2 separate regions of the Homo sapiens genome follow, and region 1 is linked to region 2. A link is a loop called in an ENCODE intact Hi-C map of the cell type or tissue named here. Cell type or tissue: heart left ventricle. All regions are shown on one strand. Each heading gives the region's core, and the rest is flanking DNA. Links, peaks and the distances in the headings are about the cores only. Region 1 overlaps TENM2 (teneurin transmembrane protein 2). Region 2 overlaps TENM2 (teneurin transmembrane protein 2).

Evidence for each region. Hi-C counts contacts between places; a loop is a spot of excess contacts. Peaks named below come from ENCODE experiments on the same cell type or tissue, not always from the same donor. Only the 100,000 strongest peaks of a DNase experiment are listed, where the experiment ranks them.
Region 1: it touches region 2 in a loop (3-fold over the local background); 3 of 110 quality-filtered maps call a loop at or near these places.

The regions. Positions count from the first base shown.
Region 1 is chr5:168,067,228-168,075,566 of GRCh38, forward strand. All of the region lies in intron 9 of TENM2 (teneurin transmembrane protein 2), which reads left to right. Among named protein-coding and RNA genes, the nearest start is that of MIR12125, 94 kb to the right of the region's middle. In heart left ventricle, for the core only: no CTCF peak of the experiment used is centred there; no DNase peak of the experiment used is centred there; H3K27ac peaks cover 306 bases.
Region 2 is chr5:167,941,851-167,950,189 of GRCh38, forward strand. All of the region lies in intron 5 of TENM2 (teneurin transmembrane protein 2), which reads left to right. It overlaps TENM2-AS3 (TENM2 antisense RNA 3), which reads right to left. Exons shown (of 3, transcript XR_941186.3): 2 at 6,966-7,068. Among named protein-coding and RNA genes, the nearest start is that of TENM2-AS3, 7.6 kb to the right of the region's middle. RefSeq lists an enhancer at 3,920-4,421. In heart left ventricle, for the core only: no CTCF peak of the experiment used is centred there; DNase peaks (open chromatin) are centred at 4,064 and 4,491; H3K27ac peaks cover 8,000 bases.

The DNA.
Region 1 (8,339 bases), core at 278-8,277, 130 kb after region 2:
AAAGAGATTCTAGGGATTGAATGGCGGTAAGACAGGAGCAGATGCTGGTACCCCCTAATGCTTTATGCTGAGAGGTATCTATGGGATGGGAAGTAAAATTATCCACACATTAAACTCATTAGCCAATAGGGAGGAACAGTTTAAGAGACCACAAATTGTCCCATGATCATACCAAATAAATGCAAATATGGCAGATTGGGCATATGTGGACCAAGATAAAATGAGTTGAGCCAACATTTCTATTTGTCCTTATCAGCGGAATTCCCCTAATGACATTTTTTAAAAGCAGATTTATAGATGGTGATTAGTGGTATTAGTCTTTGCCAGTTCAGGTTTATTCCTTTTCATTTCAGATCCTCATTTGAAAATGAACTCTGTCTTTCCTTGTCCCCTTCTTTCTTGCCTAAGTAAGCAAACCTGCACATGGTTTCAATTAGATGTGGGACTAACTGTGTTCCTGGGATGCTGGGGTGCCTGGCTGTTTGGAGCTCCTTGGCTCTGTCATCTTGCCACTCTCTCTTTACCCTCTCAGTGCCCATTGACTAGTCACATAGGCTCCACTGGGCCTCACCTTTCACATGGAGCTGAAATGTGGAGGCAATGCCAGGGTTTGGCTGTCAGCTTGCATAGCACATCAAATCGCGCTTTGCAGAAGCCCCTGATACGAAGTTTCATTTCATTTTGGAGGAAGCCAGATCTTTACAGGCATGTTTTTCAGAACCTTCCTTTCCAAAGGAGCTCGAGCTGTAGAGAACGATTGTGTGAAACCAAGAGAACCTTGGTTTCTTCTGAACTGGACTGAAAGTGCTTTTGGAAAGGACTTTCTGGACAGACCCCTTCTGGTTAGCTGGTGGCATCCTAACAGGAGACAGGAACTGAAACTGCCATCTGAGTCAGTGGGCACCCTCCTGGACAGCTACTGAGCAGAGCAAGGAGAAATCTCATGGCATGCTTGAGTCTGGAAAGAGAACCGGTGTGAAGGGTGCACAGGAGGGCACCATGGATGTTTTACAAGAAGGACAAGGCTTGAGTTCATGGAACTGAGAGAGAAGGCAGCAACAGAGAAAACAGGAATGAGTTCAGACGGGCAGCACCAAATCACATATTTAGACAGAGGAGAGTCTTGGAGGTGCTGTAATTCAGGAGTTTGCAAACTTTCTAAGCAAAGGACCTTTATCCTCAAGTGAAATCTTATATAGAACCCTGTATATAAAAAGACGAAAGTGATAGTTTTGTTACCATAGAGTTTACAGTTCAAATCCATGTTTAGTATTATCATGTTAATCTCTGTATATGTATGTTTGTGTATTAATAAATCACATGTATAAATATATATGTGTGGATATATATCCAGAGGGAGAGAGAGAGACTAAACCCATGAGAGTGGTCACCTCTAGGAACAGTCAAGAAGAATAGGACTGGGAATTAGGTTTTAGGAGTACTTACTTTTATCGAAAAAAACATACTAAAGGAAAGGCAAGTCCCCCATCCCCCAATCTCCAACATACACACACACAGACTGGATATAATTCCACAAAATCTTAACATTTATTCATTTGAGTGGTTGTAATATGGGTATCTTTTATACTTCTCTTAATTTCTGTAATCTCTGTGTGTTTGTGTGTGTGTGTGTGTGTGTGTGTAATAAGTGAATCTGTAACAATGTTGAGTCTATTTTCAGTAAAACAAAGAGAGGATACAGATGACACCTGTAATTCCAATCACTTTCTCAAGATTCCATTTATATACTTTGTGTTTTTGTGCAATTTTGAGAGGCACGTCCCTTGCCTTAGATATAAAAAAAGGGGATTTGCACCCAAGCTTTGAAACTCTCCTTATTTGAAAAAAAATCACCATTATGGGACATATTACACATTCATTTGGAATTCCACTCCTGATTTTACATCCTGAATCAAACATGTGCCTCTGCTCTGCCTGGCATTTCGTTGAACAGTATCCATCAGTGCAATTGCTTGTATGACTTTATCTGAGCAGACACACATCGGCCTGGATTCAAAGAAAGCCTAGTACAGATCTTTAAGCTTCCTGATAAACGACAGTTACAGAAGTTCAATGTATGCTCAGAGATGTTAGGAAAAGCTTTATTCCAAGATCTTTGCAAAAATTAATGGCTTCTAAAATGTTCATTGAAGCCCCTCTCAGTAAGGATGCTTTGTAGGGAAGCTAAAGTTGTTCTGAGACAACAATATTCATTAATCATTCATCCGAGCTCTTATAAAAATGTCCTGCACTCAGAGATCCCTCTCCATTTAACATGATGTCTAAACCCACTTGGAATAATAGCCAGCACTATCTGAGGGCCACAATGTAACAGGGACTGATTGTTCCATGTGCATTATCTTGTTTTATCTTCACAACACCATATGAGCTAGGTAGCATTAGTGGCAGTCCCCTTTTACAGATGGAAGAACTGAGACAGAGGTTATGGGCTCAAAGCTGGGATGTGCATCTAGCAGCCAGACACCTTCATCTTCTTTCTCTCTGGTGCTCAGTCATTTCTAGGAGCATCTACAGTACAACGTAAACACAATAGTTTACGGAGTAAAATTACACCTGCTGCCAAAAACAGGAATTTTATCAAGTCAAGGAGAATGGTGGTGGGGATCTTCTTGAACGTGTCAGAGGAAAGCCTTGGTAAATATGGATCTGGCTGAGGGTAGCACAGTTAAACACGGAGGCAGAGAAAATTAACAAAGAAGGTGATAAGATCGGCACATCAAAGAGGGTGATTATAAAAAACGTAAAGAGAGATCCTGGGAAATTTGATGAAGATATCCCATCTGCTTACAGAAATGCTCTTTTTGATTATGTTGCACTTGTCAAACTAAGTGATGCTGCACTGTCCTGTGTGTTTCATTGATTCTAAGATGCATAAAATGCTCCTCTTTTGACATCTCTAAAAACAGCATGTGTTTTGCTATCGATGAAGCTGATAGAACGAAATGTGTGCTTACATGTTTTTGTGTACGTATGAAAATTCAGTGTTCATTCTCACAACTAGAGCATAGTTGCAAATATAACCTGAATTTCCCTAAATATGATATAAAATAAACTTTTTGGCAGGGTTTCCTTTTCCAAGATAAAGTTCTAATCAAACATTTTTCCATTCGTTAAGTGTATTCATTATAAGTGGCCTCTTACGAATTCCAGTGATTCCCAGATAACTAGATCCTACCATATAAATCAAGTCAGTGTGGGGTTGAATTATAATTTTTAAAATATCTAAATACTTATTTAGAAAGTAAACTTTAGGCCAGCTGTGGTGGCACATGCCTATAATCCTGGCACTTGGGAAATCAAGGCAGGAGGAACACTTGAGCCCAGGATATCAAGACCGCCCTGGACAGCAAAGTGAGACTTCATCTCTACCAAAAAAAAAAAAAAAAATTAATTATCCATGTATGGTGGTATCTGCCCATAGTCCCAGCTACTTGGGAGGCTGAGATGGGAGGATTGCTTGAGCCCAGGAGGTCAAGGCTGCAGTGTGCCCTGATTGTGCCACTCCAGCCTGGGCAAAAGAGTGAGATCCTGTCAGAAAGAAAGAAAGAGAGAGAGAGAGAGAGAGAGAGAGAAAAAAAGAAAGAAGAAAAAGAAAAAGAGAGGAAGGAAGGAAGGACGGGAGGGAAGAAAGAAAGGAAGAAGAGAAAAGAAAAAGAAAAAGAAACCACTGTGGAAGTGCTGCTGTTACAGAAAGAAGGAAAGGAAAGGAAAGGAAGGGAAAGGGAAAGGGAAAGGAAAAGAGAAAGAGAAAGAAACTGCTGTGGAACTGCTGTTGTTCCAGACAGGAACAGCTGGAGAGCCTGGGCAGAAGGAGTGTAGACCAGTCCAAACTATCTGACTCTGAACTCCAGCCTCCAATACTTCCAAGCTGTATGACCTTGGGCAAGTCATTCAGCCTTTCTGTGCCTCAGTTACCTCATCTATAAACCAGAGGTGATATTATGTGCTCAGAGCAATCAATATTGGATGTAAATGAAATAATCTTTATAAAGCACTTAGATTCATGCTGGCACATAGAAATGGTGTAAGCTATTATTATTATGGTTTCAAAGCATTCATGACACACAACCCCAAACAAACAAAACAGATTTCAATTTTTTTAAAGATAACTTTTATTTTTGTTTTTCTCATTATAAAGTAAGACATGGTGATGATAGGAAAAACAGAAAACATTAACATTTTTTAGTATATTTTCCAGACTGTTTTCTGTTCACATATAGTCATCATTTTTATAAACACAGGATCATACCACACACAAACTATTTTTACCCTGAGTCTTTGCTTAATAATAGATGGAGGACATCTTTCCAAGTCTGAATATTTTTCTATAAACTCATTTTAAATGCCTCAAAATAGTCCATTGTCTTGAATAAAATTTTTTTCAAGCAATCCTCCTTTTTCAATATGATAAATCATTCTACAGTAAACATTCTTTCAGGTCTATGTTCTTATATTTTTTAATAATTTCCTTGTGATGAATTCTTGGAGTGGAATTGCCAGCTCAAAGGATTTACAATACATCAAGGTGTTATAATAACAATAATAACCATGAGAGCAGCTCACATTAATTGAGTGCTTACTATGAGCCGAGCCGAACTCACAGTGCCCCTCAGGGGTGGGGACTTTTATTATTCCCACTTTGGGTATGAGAGAGCAGAACTCAGAGCTGAAAACTTGTGCAAAGTTACATTCCAGCCTGGTGAAAGGTGCAGCTCATGCTTCAAGAGAAGCTGCGCAGTGCCTGTGTTTCTGTTCCTCGTTAGGGCTTGGGAAGTCATTTTGTGACTGGACACACCCCCAGTTTGCTCCCTCTTCTTGGTGATATGTTTGATATATTTTCACAGCCAGCCCACATTGGGCCCTCCTATTGATCTTGGGAGGACAAGGAGCCAAATGTGACATTTGATAAACCATTGCTAAAGACAATTAGATGGGAATGTGCAGTAAATAAGAAATCACATCAGCAAGGCACTGAGAGGTAAAACATTCATTCTTCTGGCCCTATGGTGCAGCCTTTGTGCACCTTGGAATAGCCTTGAAATGCTCATCAATTTCGCTGACCTTGACCCCAAGGCTCTGTGAGGTCAACATTATGGCTCGCTTGGTCTTCAGAGCAATACCTTCTACCCTTCTCTTGGGTTGGATCAAAAGGCAGCATGATGAGGGCATGACCTCGTGAGAAGATGAAATATAAAATCAATCCATTCATGCCCTCAACAAATACTCATTGAATGTCTGTACTGGGGATACAGTGATTAAAAGCATCGGCTCTGCCTTTAAGGAGATGGAGACCTGACAAGTTAAGAAATGATGGCAACATCAAGTAGGGAGGGTCGTGAGATGCAGTCCAGAGTGGAGGATAAGAGCTGACACTCTACGATCATCCTGGTCTGGGTTTGAATCTTATCTCTCCTATGAAGTGTTTCCGGATGAGTCTCTAGATTTAGTTTCAACATCCAGAAAATGAGGACTATACCTCATCAGGCTGTTGTAAGAATAAATGAGATAATGCCCAGGAAATGGTAAGCACCCCATGGAGATGAATCAATCAATCTAACTGGCCTACAACACTTATAGCGCACTCTCAGGTAGCCTAGCAACAAGGCGGCTCTGCAGGGGGAACAGCAAGGATGCTGGCCGACACCAATACTGATATGCAAACTGCGCTTCAGCTGGTTGTCGAGACTCTAGTATAGACTGCAGAGCTCAGAGTCTTCCTCCTCAGTCAAGTGATTCCTGTCTCCTCCCCATCCTTCTATGAATATGAGAGGTAGCAGAGGTTTGGGGTGCCTCTCCAGGGGACACAGTGCACACTGCATCTACCTGTGTGCAGCCCAAGCACAGCTCTTCATGGGATGGGAGATTTGGAATAACATTTACCCTGCTAGCACTATGCTCTTGTATGTTTCCTGGAGCCACTACCGTATGTCATTTACATGATCTGTTCCTGTCCCTCACATAACATGTTCAACAAATATCAGCTATTGTTATTACTAGAGGGTTGGATACAGGAGGCTTGGGAGCATAAAAGTTGGCCACCACTTTTAACCTGTGAGGGATTTTAGGGCAGCCTCCTGGAGGAGAGGCTACACAAGGTGAATCTTTGAGGGTGAGTTAAGCAGGCAAGGAGAAAGACAAGAGAGGGCCTTTCTAAGCAGAGGGCAAACCAAGACATGCCTTGTTGTGTGGGCTGTGTTGAAGCTTCATTTAACAATTGACCGAAACTCTGCTTTGCTTTAGTCACTCTTCGCTAATGGGGACATACCTTTTCCTTTTAGAACACGCTCCGACAGAGCAAGAGTGACCTAGGGGGGCAGCCCCTCTGGAAGTTTAATGGCTGTCCCTGTGTTGAGTTGTTGCATATTTGCAGCTGTGTACACAACTCCAGCTAGGAACACATGTTACATAAAAGCCCTCAAGCTATGGGTTACCCTTCTAACTGGGAATGCACACTTTCACGTACCTGGGGAAAATCTTGTTGAAAATAACAGATCGAGACTTACGGTTTCTAACTGTTTCCCCTGTTCTCAGAAATTTCATGTGAGAAGGGTCAACATTCCCTGAAGGAGACCCTGTGTTCAGACAGATGCACATTCTGCCAGAGGCAGGCCATCACGTTGTATTCAGCCAACATTTACTGAGCACCTATATGCGACATGCCAAGGGGCTGCAGCCAGGGACAGGGCAGAGCTAGCCCTGCCCTCATGTGGCTAGTGGACACTAGCACCAATGCCTGTCCTGGAATTTCCAGGGAACTCGTTCACCTATCAGGAAATGAATTGTCTCTGCCTTTGTTTGGCCCAGCCTCGTTACTGTTTCTGTTGGGAATCCCATTCTGAAACAGCTCTGAGAAGGGCTGCTGGAATGTGCCAAATATTCATAGTGATCATATTACCTTATCCTTCCGTTGAGACACTTTACCCTTTTCTATTCATTTTTCATTTCCCCTACATCACCCCCCTCCCATACCAGAGACATTCAAAATATACTCCTTTGGAACTTGAAAACCACAATTTTAGGCTTGATATATGGAGGGAGGAAATTTGGCAGAACCCATAATCTGCTTATCTTCAACCAGCAAACCACCAAAGCCCCTGCCAACCCCAGAGGGCCTTCATAGGAACCAGGAAACACACCAGGCAAGATGCTTTCCTATTATGACAAAAACAGGCTCTGGTCTCATCTTTTCAGCCTCTGAAACCCTCCACTGGCCTCCCGTCATGCAAAGGGAAAAATCTGAAGTTGTTCTAGAATATCAGCTCCAGAAGGACAGCAGCTGTTCTATTCTCTGCTGTGTCTCCATCACTCACAGCTTTGGCCGTCCACCGTAGGTGTTCAGTAAACAGCTGACAGAAGATCATCTCTGTGGCTGGCCAGTCCCTCTGCAGTCTGGTTAACCACCAGTCTCCTCCTCACTCCCTGGACTCCACCACATCAGCTCACTTGCTCTCCCTCAGCCCTGTCAAGCTCATTCTGCCTCCGAACATTTTGCACCGGATGTCTTCTCTTCCTGGAATCATCCCCCAGATATTTCAGGTGGCTCCCCCTGACGTTTTTACTCCTCATGCCTCCATAAGCCCTTTCCTGACAAGCGAATCTACAACAGAATCCTCCTTCATGCTTTATGCTTTATTTTTCTTAAATCAACTTAATTTAGGTATAATGTTAAAACTACCCAATGTACACTTTTAAAAATTTATTTCAACAGATTTTGGCTAACAGGTGGTGTTTGGTTCCGTGAATAAGTTCTTTAGTGGTGATTTCTGAGATTTTGGTGCACCCATCACCCAAGCAGTGTACACTGTACCCAATGTGTAGTTTTTTTATCCCTCACCCCGCTTCCACCCTTTCCCCTGAGGCCCCAAAGTCCATTGTATCATTCTTATGCCTTTGTGTCCTCAAAGCTCAGCTCCCACTTATGAGTGAGAACATACAATGTTTGGTTTTCCATTCCTGAGTTACTTCACTTAGAATAATGGTCTCCATTTCCATTCAGGTTGCTGTGAATGTCGTTATTTCATTCCTTTTAATGTCTGAGTAGTATTCCATGGTATATATATACCACATTTTCTTTATCCACTTGTTGATTGATGGGGATTTGGGCTGGTTCCATATTTTTGCAATTGCTAATTGTGCTGCTAAAACATGCACCAATGCACACATTTTCTAAGTGTCCACTTGGATCCCTAAAATCTGAAAACTGTATCCACCTCAGTAAGCACCACCACAGCCATAATAGAGGACAATGCCACCACCCAACAGATCCCCTGTGCCCCACACCAACCTCACCTCCAGGCCCAAGCAACCACTGATCTGCT
Region 2 (8,339 bases), core at 32-8,031:
CTCTTAAAAACAACACACACAAAAATCTAAATCACAGGGTCTGTGTCACCCCTCTCTCCAACATCTCAAAAAACAGGCCAGGCACAGTGGCTCACACCTGTAATCCCAGCACTTTGGGAGGTCAAGGCAAAAGGATCACCTGAGGTCAGGAGTTTGAGACCAGCCTGGCCAACACGGGGAAACCCCATCTCTACTAAAAATACAAAAATTAGCCGGATGTGGTGACACGTGCCTGTAATCCCAGCTACTCGGGAGGCTGAGGCAGGAGAATCGCATGAACCTGGGAGGCAGAGGTTGCAGTAAGCCAAGATGGCGCCACTGCACTCCAGCCTGGGTGACAGAGTGAGACTCCCATCTCAAAAAAAGTAAATAAATAAATAATAATTAGCCTATTCAGGTGAAAATAAATGCTGACATTTCCTGAGGGCCTTCTATGTGTGATGCATTTTCTGAGCACTTTAAACGTAGTATCTCATTTAACTCTCTTTACCAATTAGGAATTGTTATTAACCACCTTTTACAGATGAGGATACAGAGGTTAAGCACCTCAGAACTTTGGTGGTCTAACTTCAGAAGTCCTCCAGGCAAAACTGGAGAGATCAATGTTTTCAAGACTGAAAAGGCCCTAGAAATGGCCTCCTGAACCCTTGCTAGAAAGAAACCTTTCTTCTAGTGGAGCACACCGGGACCCAGTGATTCTTATGGCAATGCCTCTTCCTCCCACTGCAAAACTGAGGGCTGATAACACACTGGCCTCCTGGTGGTCCCAGTTTTTTTCTAAAAGTTAGTGGCATCCTGGGGATCTTCAAGGTGAGGGTGAGAGGTTTCTCCTCTAAGCCTGCTCAGCAGCGGGGTACTTCTACTCATCATTCATGCAACATCATAAGAAAGGTCTTGAGCACTGTGAGAGGTCTGATTTATTTTAATTGGGAGGTAAAGACAACTCCAAGACAACTTTGAAAGAAACCAGTAAACAATTACCAGCAAAATCCAGAGAGTGCTCTCTCTGACAGTAGTTGAGCCATGTAGTCTTAGGCAGTGGATGTTTCTCCAGATATTTGATTATCTTGGGTAATTACTTGTGTGGGTGCGTACGTGTGTGTATGTGTGTGCATTCTAAAGGCAAAAAGGGGGTTCTGAAAATATCTCCAGCGATATGTCTTTACATCCCATGACATCAGCTGTTACTTGACGTGACACCAGATGCAGTTCAAGGTCTGACATTCAGCTGGCTTCTGTTTATATAGTATGGAGAAACTTTTGTTCCCTTGCCCTATAAGGCATGTACCAGGAGAGATTTTGGGAAAAGTTCACCCAGATAGTAAATAATTCTGCTGAGCTTTGAAGTGAAAATGCTCCAGGAACCTTTATCCCATCCTTGCCATTTAACTGGTATGCTTCGGCCACTCTTGGTATTAATGAATGGTGTAGATCAGAGTTTGTTTCCATTATTCTGTTCATCAGAGGCACAATCTCAAATCAAAATTATATTTTATCTTTGTTTTGATCTTTCTATGTTTGGGGGAAAGCACTGTAAACATCTCAAAGAGAGAGAGAAAAAAAGAATGAAATACACCCCCAGGAAATTCTAGTTAAAGACCTAAAGAATGGCATCTCAGTGGAAAAGAATTCCACTGTGAGGTTTGGCTTTTTTAAAAAAATAGCCTGGTCTTTGAAAAACATATTATCTTTCATGGGTAGGGAAATATCCAAATTTTGCCCAGCCTATTTTACAATAAGACCTTGAAAAGCTATGTGATGAGCTGGAATGAGAGGAGTTTAAATTTTTGATGCAATTCTCTGCCTGGGAAAGTGATAATGCTGCTCACATAACAGAAAGAGTATTTTCTGCTACAGCACAACAATCAACATAACGTCTGGGCATATTAATAATTTCACTCCTAAACTTCTCGACAGGGAGTGCATGGGTCTTAATAGTATTGTCAAGATCCTTAGGGCAATTGAAAAACCCAAAATCATTACTTTCTACTGATAGGCTTTCCTCTCCCAGAGGAGGCCAAAATACCTAGGGTAATGTAGATTTACTGAAATGCTCAGATAGGCACTGCTCAGACGTAACTGTGTAATAAAATCTTCTCTTTAGAAGGGTCCTTCTCAGATATTTCAAGTGGTCTTTTTTATTTTGTCTTTGTCACTTGGAAAGTAGCTAATGGAGATGACGCTGATCTCAAGTAATACTTTCCTGATGATTTAGGAAGGCAAAGAATGAGTATAGGGGCAATGGTCAAATGATGTGGCACCTACGATTAAAATCCCTTTCTGACCCTTCATGTGTGAGAACGTGCCCTATTGGGGCGGGATGGTCCCAAATTCACAATAGCTATTAAGCTCTTAACCCAAGGGCAGCTACTGACTTGGCACCCAGTTCGAGTCCCCTTATCCTTTCTTGTTTCCCCTCCCACAAATGTCCCTGCCTGTGCCTGGCTAGGTGATTACAGCCATGCCTGAACCGCTAGAACAAATTCCCAGCTCGCCCTCAGACATTCACATGTGCAACTCGTTCTCAAATGCCATCACCTAACAATCTCCATCTGAAGAATATCAGCAGCTGCAGGGTCTCAGCCAAAAAAAAAAAAAAGGCCTGCAGGGGACCTGCTTCAGGTTGCCAGGGGAAGATCTTTTTAAGTGCTAGGCAGTGTGCCCCGTTTGAGATTGAACTTTGACTGGCTCTGATGGAGCTCTGCAACAGACAGATGTCGTGGTTATAATAAACAGAGGGAATTGCCATTTCCATGAAATGTCCAGGATTGGCACATCCATAGGAACAGAGAGTAGATTAACATTTGCCAGAGGCTATGGGAGGGAGGAAGGGACTGGGCCGTGACTGCTGATGGGTATGTTGTATCCTTTGAGGGTGATGAAAATGTTCTAAAATTAGATAGTGGTGATAGTTGCATATCTTGGTGAATATACTAAAGTAACACTGAAATGTATACTTTTAAAAGCTGAATTGTATGATATCTCAGTAAAACTGTTATTTTAAAAAAGCAGAAGAGGTGATCAGGCAGCAAGTGCCAGGAAAAACAACCAAAAAACAAACAAAGACGGAGGAGTTTGAAGTCACCTTCCCTCTGTGTCTAGCCATCTCCCTGTTAAAGGAGCCCTAGAGGTAACAGAAATGAGGGAATTAAGTGGGAGGGCATCATTGATTCCAGCAATCAACTAGAATGCTCTAGGGATAGAGGCAGAAATCTACTCTGATCCCTGTCCTCTGAGACTCTAAATATAACTCCCAGGGACATGATTTGTTCATTCATTCATTCATTCATCACCACTAGTTTTATACCAGGCACTGTAGCCTTATGCTGGGATATACAGACAAGTGAGACAGACTGTTTTTAATGGAGGCACTCATGATCTAGTGGAGAGCACAGGAGAGTCCAAAAATAATATAAAACCATGTGCTGAGCGTTACAAAAGAAATATAAGCAGTGGGCAAATCAAGCACCCGGGGGGGGCACAGATACGTTACAGTTAAATACAAAATTTAAGGAGAGAGAATTATGTTACTTAACCTCCCCACACCTCAGTCTCCTCATCTTTAAAGGGGAGAGCAATATCTTCTTTAAAGTGCTTTAAAGGTTATTGTAAGTTTTAAATAAGATGAAATATGTAGAGTGCTTATCACACAGTTGGTGCTTACTAAATGGGAGCTATTGGACTTAGGTGATCTAAGATGTCCCTGCCGACCCTAGTCCTTTACGAACGTAGGCAGAGCGGAGGAAAACTTTGAATTCTGAGCCTGCAAATGATTGCTCCTTGTGACTGTAATTCCCGTGTTCCGCTATGCAGTGTTGATCTGTGCGTCATTGCGAATGCATTCGGAATGTTTTTCTCTGAGGTCATATATTTTGTGTAAGAAAGAGAGCTATAAATCATTCCTTACAGGCAAGCACAGCCCTTTCTTTCTCTGCCCTCTGTTCAGGCTGAGCGGGGTGCTTCCTTCAAGGACAGCCCCCTGATACAGGCCTGTGCAACCCAGGCCAGAGGCACTGGCTAGAGCTGGAGCCAGCGGCTGGGGAGATGAGGAGGAGGCTACAACTTGACTCACTCCTTCATCCCCCTTCTTGTTTCTCCTCCACTCTGAAATGTGGAAAAGCTGCAGCTGCAGCTTGCGACAGCAGTGACCAGATCCAAGAAAGACTGCAGACAGGCCACCTGCCCTGTGAAGCCAGCCATACCATATGTGTGTCAATAACAAAAAATGCAAGTCCATTCTTTAGGAGATAAGTCATTCTGTAGGTGTTAAGACAGAAGGAGGAAGCAAGGTCATTGTCCCACATGCCCAGTACTTAGAGACAAATAAGGAAATCTCTTCAAATATGGGAGGAGGCTGGATTTGGACCTATTCCTTCCATCCCTGGGCTCTTGGCAAAGTACCTCAGGTCAGAGCAGGACAGGACAAGCTGGGATGGAGTGTGCCCTTGGTTCTGCCCCTGACAGGCCTAATTGCTGCTCATTCCTCATGCTGCCCCTCACGCCGCTGGTTAGGGAGCCAGGGATGCAGCACAGTGAAGGAAGTTTGGGGAGGGCCTTTGGGAAGGCATAGAAAGAGATTGCACTGCAGTTTGGCTGTTCTGGCCTATTTCTCCTGATTCAAGCAGCATCCGTGAGGTGGTGCAGAGCTTTGAGGTGGGCGATTCCCTCCAGTTTCTCACAAGATTGGATTCTGCCATTTAAGCAAATGTGCAAAGAAATGAGTCCAGGCTGTTTTCCTCTGTATTTGCTAGGCATATATCAGCCAGGGCAGGGGACCTGTTTCCTCCCTGTGTGCCTGTGTTCTGGTTTTGGGTTCCTTTGCATACAGCTGGGAGGGGAAGAGACCTGGGATCGTGTGCCAGCTCTACCACTTACTAAGCTATATGACATCTGGTGCATTACTTAACCTCTCTGAACCTCACTTACTGGATCTGTGAAATGGGCATGATAAGTGACCTGTCTCCTAGGAGTAAGTGGGAATATATTGAAATGATTTATGTACAACACTTGGCACAGTACCCGACACACAGGGAGAACTTAACTCATGGCAGCCATGGACAATATTATTGTTTTGTTATCATCAGCATCAATTGTTTTGCTTATGGAAATGGAGCAGTTCTGAATCCCGTTTTATTTTTGTGGGCTCTTACAGAGACACTCTTGAGACTATCTGTTAATAGCTCCTGGCCACGTCACTTAGTCACTCTGCCCTCCTGCTGGCCAAATTTGAAGGTGGAGGGGTCAGAGATTGATGATTTTGCAGCCAAATGCAGCCGCATGTTCATTGAATATCCCCCTCCAAGAACTGCCATTTCAAAGGACTTGGAAAAGTTGGGCCCACAGTGCCCTAGGAGGTACTAATCATTTTCCTCAGAGTCATAGTTGCTATAGCTGCCATTGCTATTATCAGAATGATTAATTATATCAAATAGTAATAATCATAATAATATGTGTTAATAGCTTGCTATGTACCATGAATTGTGCTAGGCTCCTTAAAAATATATTTCCATTTGACTCTCCTAACAATCATGTATGAGAAGTAAGATTACTATATCCATTTTACAAGTGAACGACTCAGAAAGAAAAATATGTCACTTTCCAGTGTCCACACATCTGGTCAGTGGCCAAGCAGGGATTCAAGCCAACCACTAGCCTGAACATCTGCAACAGACTCTGTCCTCCTTGGATCTAACCAGACACTGTTATTCTTGAAAATCCTCACCCCCAATTCCCTCTGGCCAATTCAAGGTCAAATTTGAACAGGGTGTCCTGGTGCCAGTTATCATCAACCAGAGATTCTCAAGTCTCTGCCAACACCATCTCCTCTTTTAGAAACTTTAAATTGCTATTGAGATGTAACTTGCCCTAAAAGGTGGTTCAAGAGAAGAAGGCAAAGAGTTTGTGGTTAATTTGTCATCTGAGGGTCTGAGGGAGTTGAAAATTTTAAAGACCAACCATTGGCATGCCATTCCCAGGAATGAGTGATTTATTAGCAGCTAGGCAGGCCCTGACTTTTATTTTTTTCTTTCATATATTTTATCATCATTTCTAATCACCAGGAAAAATTGGTGAAGACTATGGCGCAAGACAAGCCTGGTTTAATTTGTCTCTGCTTTCCCACCCCATCTATTTGTCGATGCTTGGCAAAAGTAGACCCAACCTAAACACGTCCTCCAGCTGTTTATTTAGGCAGAATGCAACAACAATAGTCGATTATTAACAATTTCTTCCTTAGAGCCCCTGAAAGTCTTCCTTTATATGTTGTTTAAAACGTGGGCATTGATTGTTTCCCCATGCCGTGTGAGCAACTCTAATGGAGTCAACACAAAAGTTGATATGCCAAGGTTTTTCACTTCCCACATCTGACTTTATGGGAATTGGTATCGTTACTCAACAAAGAAGCACTGCTTCATTTTTCTCAAGTTTCACTGCCAACCGGTAGGCATTTAGGAAGGACAGACTATGTGACTGGCATCCCTCTCAAAATCAACTGGCAACAACTGTCCCACAGAAAATCTAAAAGCGCAGAAGCACAGACCATTCTTTAGCAGGACAGACAGCAGTGCTCATTCAAGCCCTTGATTTTTAAACATACAGGAAACATCTTGTCTATAAATTCACTTATCATTTCCAGGCACCTTACTTATACCTCCCCTGGTTTTTAGTAAAGAGCCAATAAGACAGTTCCTTCTTCCTAGGACTAAAAGCCACGCAGTACCTAAAAATAAATTCCAGGTTCTGGACTGAAGGTAAATCAGGTGCAGTGTCAGGTCAGCACCAATATTTTAATGACAGTTGCCTTTTGTCTACTAATAGCATACTGATTAGGTTGATACTGTGTAAGAATTTACCTTATATAGTTTCTTATGTTTAAATTGCATTATTATGTAATTTCATATTTATGTAATAGAAGAGCTCTTAGTAATATGCACATTAATTAAACCCAATAAATGTATGGAACTTACAGTGGACATGAGGGTTCCTTCATCAAGCTGAGTTATTCATCTCCGTTTCATAGTAAGTTGAAGACATCAGTTGCTTTACAGAAGGGCTTTTCATGTATTTTGGCTTTTTGGAAAGCAAGAGGGCATGTTGTCAGCATTGTTTGCATTTTTGAAACAGAAAACCTTCCCACCCAGCAAGTGTGTTGGATGACTGTAGTGAAAAGTGATAAATGCAAAAAGGTGCTTGTGATCATTTGTTGTAGCAGAGGTGCTTCATACTAGAGGTACGTTACTGATACTGAATACCAAGGCACCCGAGTGAAACTAGGAGTCAAAAACATACTATTAGGCGTCAGTAACATAAATACATACAGCCAGCTAAATTACGAGAACAGGGATCGCTAGGGTTGATGGCAAATCAGATAAGCCACCCCACCCCTCACAGCATTCAGCTCTATCCAGTTGTTTTGAGGGGATACAGACTCCATATTTTGGGTTTGGTTTTGCTTTCAAGAGAAGTCAGAAATCTGGAACACTATGCAAAATCTCAACTTTGAATTTTTGATAATATTCAGCTTGAGGGCTGTCAGTCTGTGACATCTGCCCTAGATAGATGAAATTTGGATTTAATTTTCCTACTCAAATCTGGGGTCCCTGAGAGCTGCAGTTATGTCTTATCCATCCTTTCATCCCTGAAAGAACCCATCACTGTTCTCTACACTTGGTTTTCGGGGACTTGCCAACCATCAGGCAGCATGCTTAGCACTTTACATTCATCCTTCCTCTCTAACTTTCACAGCAACCTTAGCGGGTAGTTACTGCTGTTTTCACCAGTTGGCAGATGAGTAAGCTGAGAATGAAAGAAATGAGGTAGCACGCCCAGGTTCACACAACTAGAAAGTGGCAGACTCAATTCTTGAACCCAGTTCTGTAGATTTTATCTCCTAACCTCTAGCTAAATGCCCCTCCTAGATGTTCCCACATTCCTCTGTATATATCCCAGGGGTCACATTTACCACTCTGTATTGTAATTGTCTTTTCCTTCTGTCTCCTGCACCTCGTTGGGAAATATGACTGCAGGATAGATAGACAAATGAGCAAATATAATCAATGCCGTGGTGAAAATGAGCAACAGTTAGGAGGAGAATGTCTTCCAATACCGAGAACGCTGGATAATTTTTGTTTTTGTTGCTGTCAATAATTTGATCTATCTGCAATGAAATATCATCTTGCTTTATAGGAGGGCTGGGTGAGCGGAGAATTAAGTATTCTTCCATCTTCCCTTACTCTTCCTTCTCCATTTCCCCCAGGAAGCTCTAGGCTTTCTCATTAGGATAAATGAAAAGAGAACTTGACCTCTCTTCTAGTTAACTGGAAAACTCCCAATTCATTTTA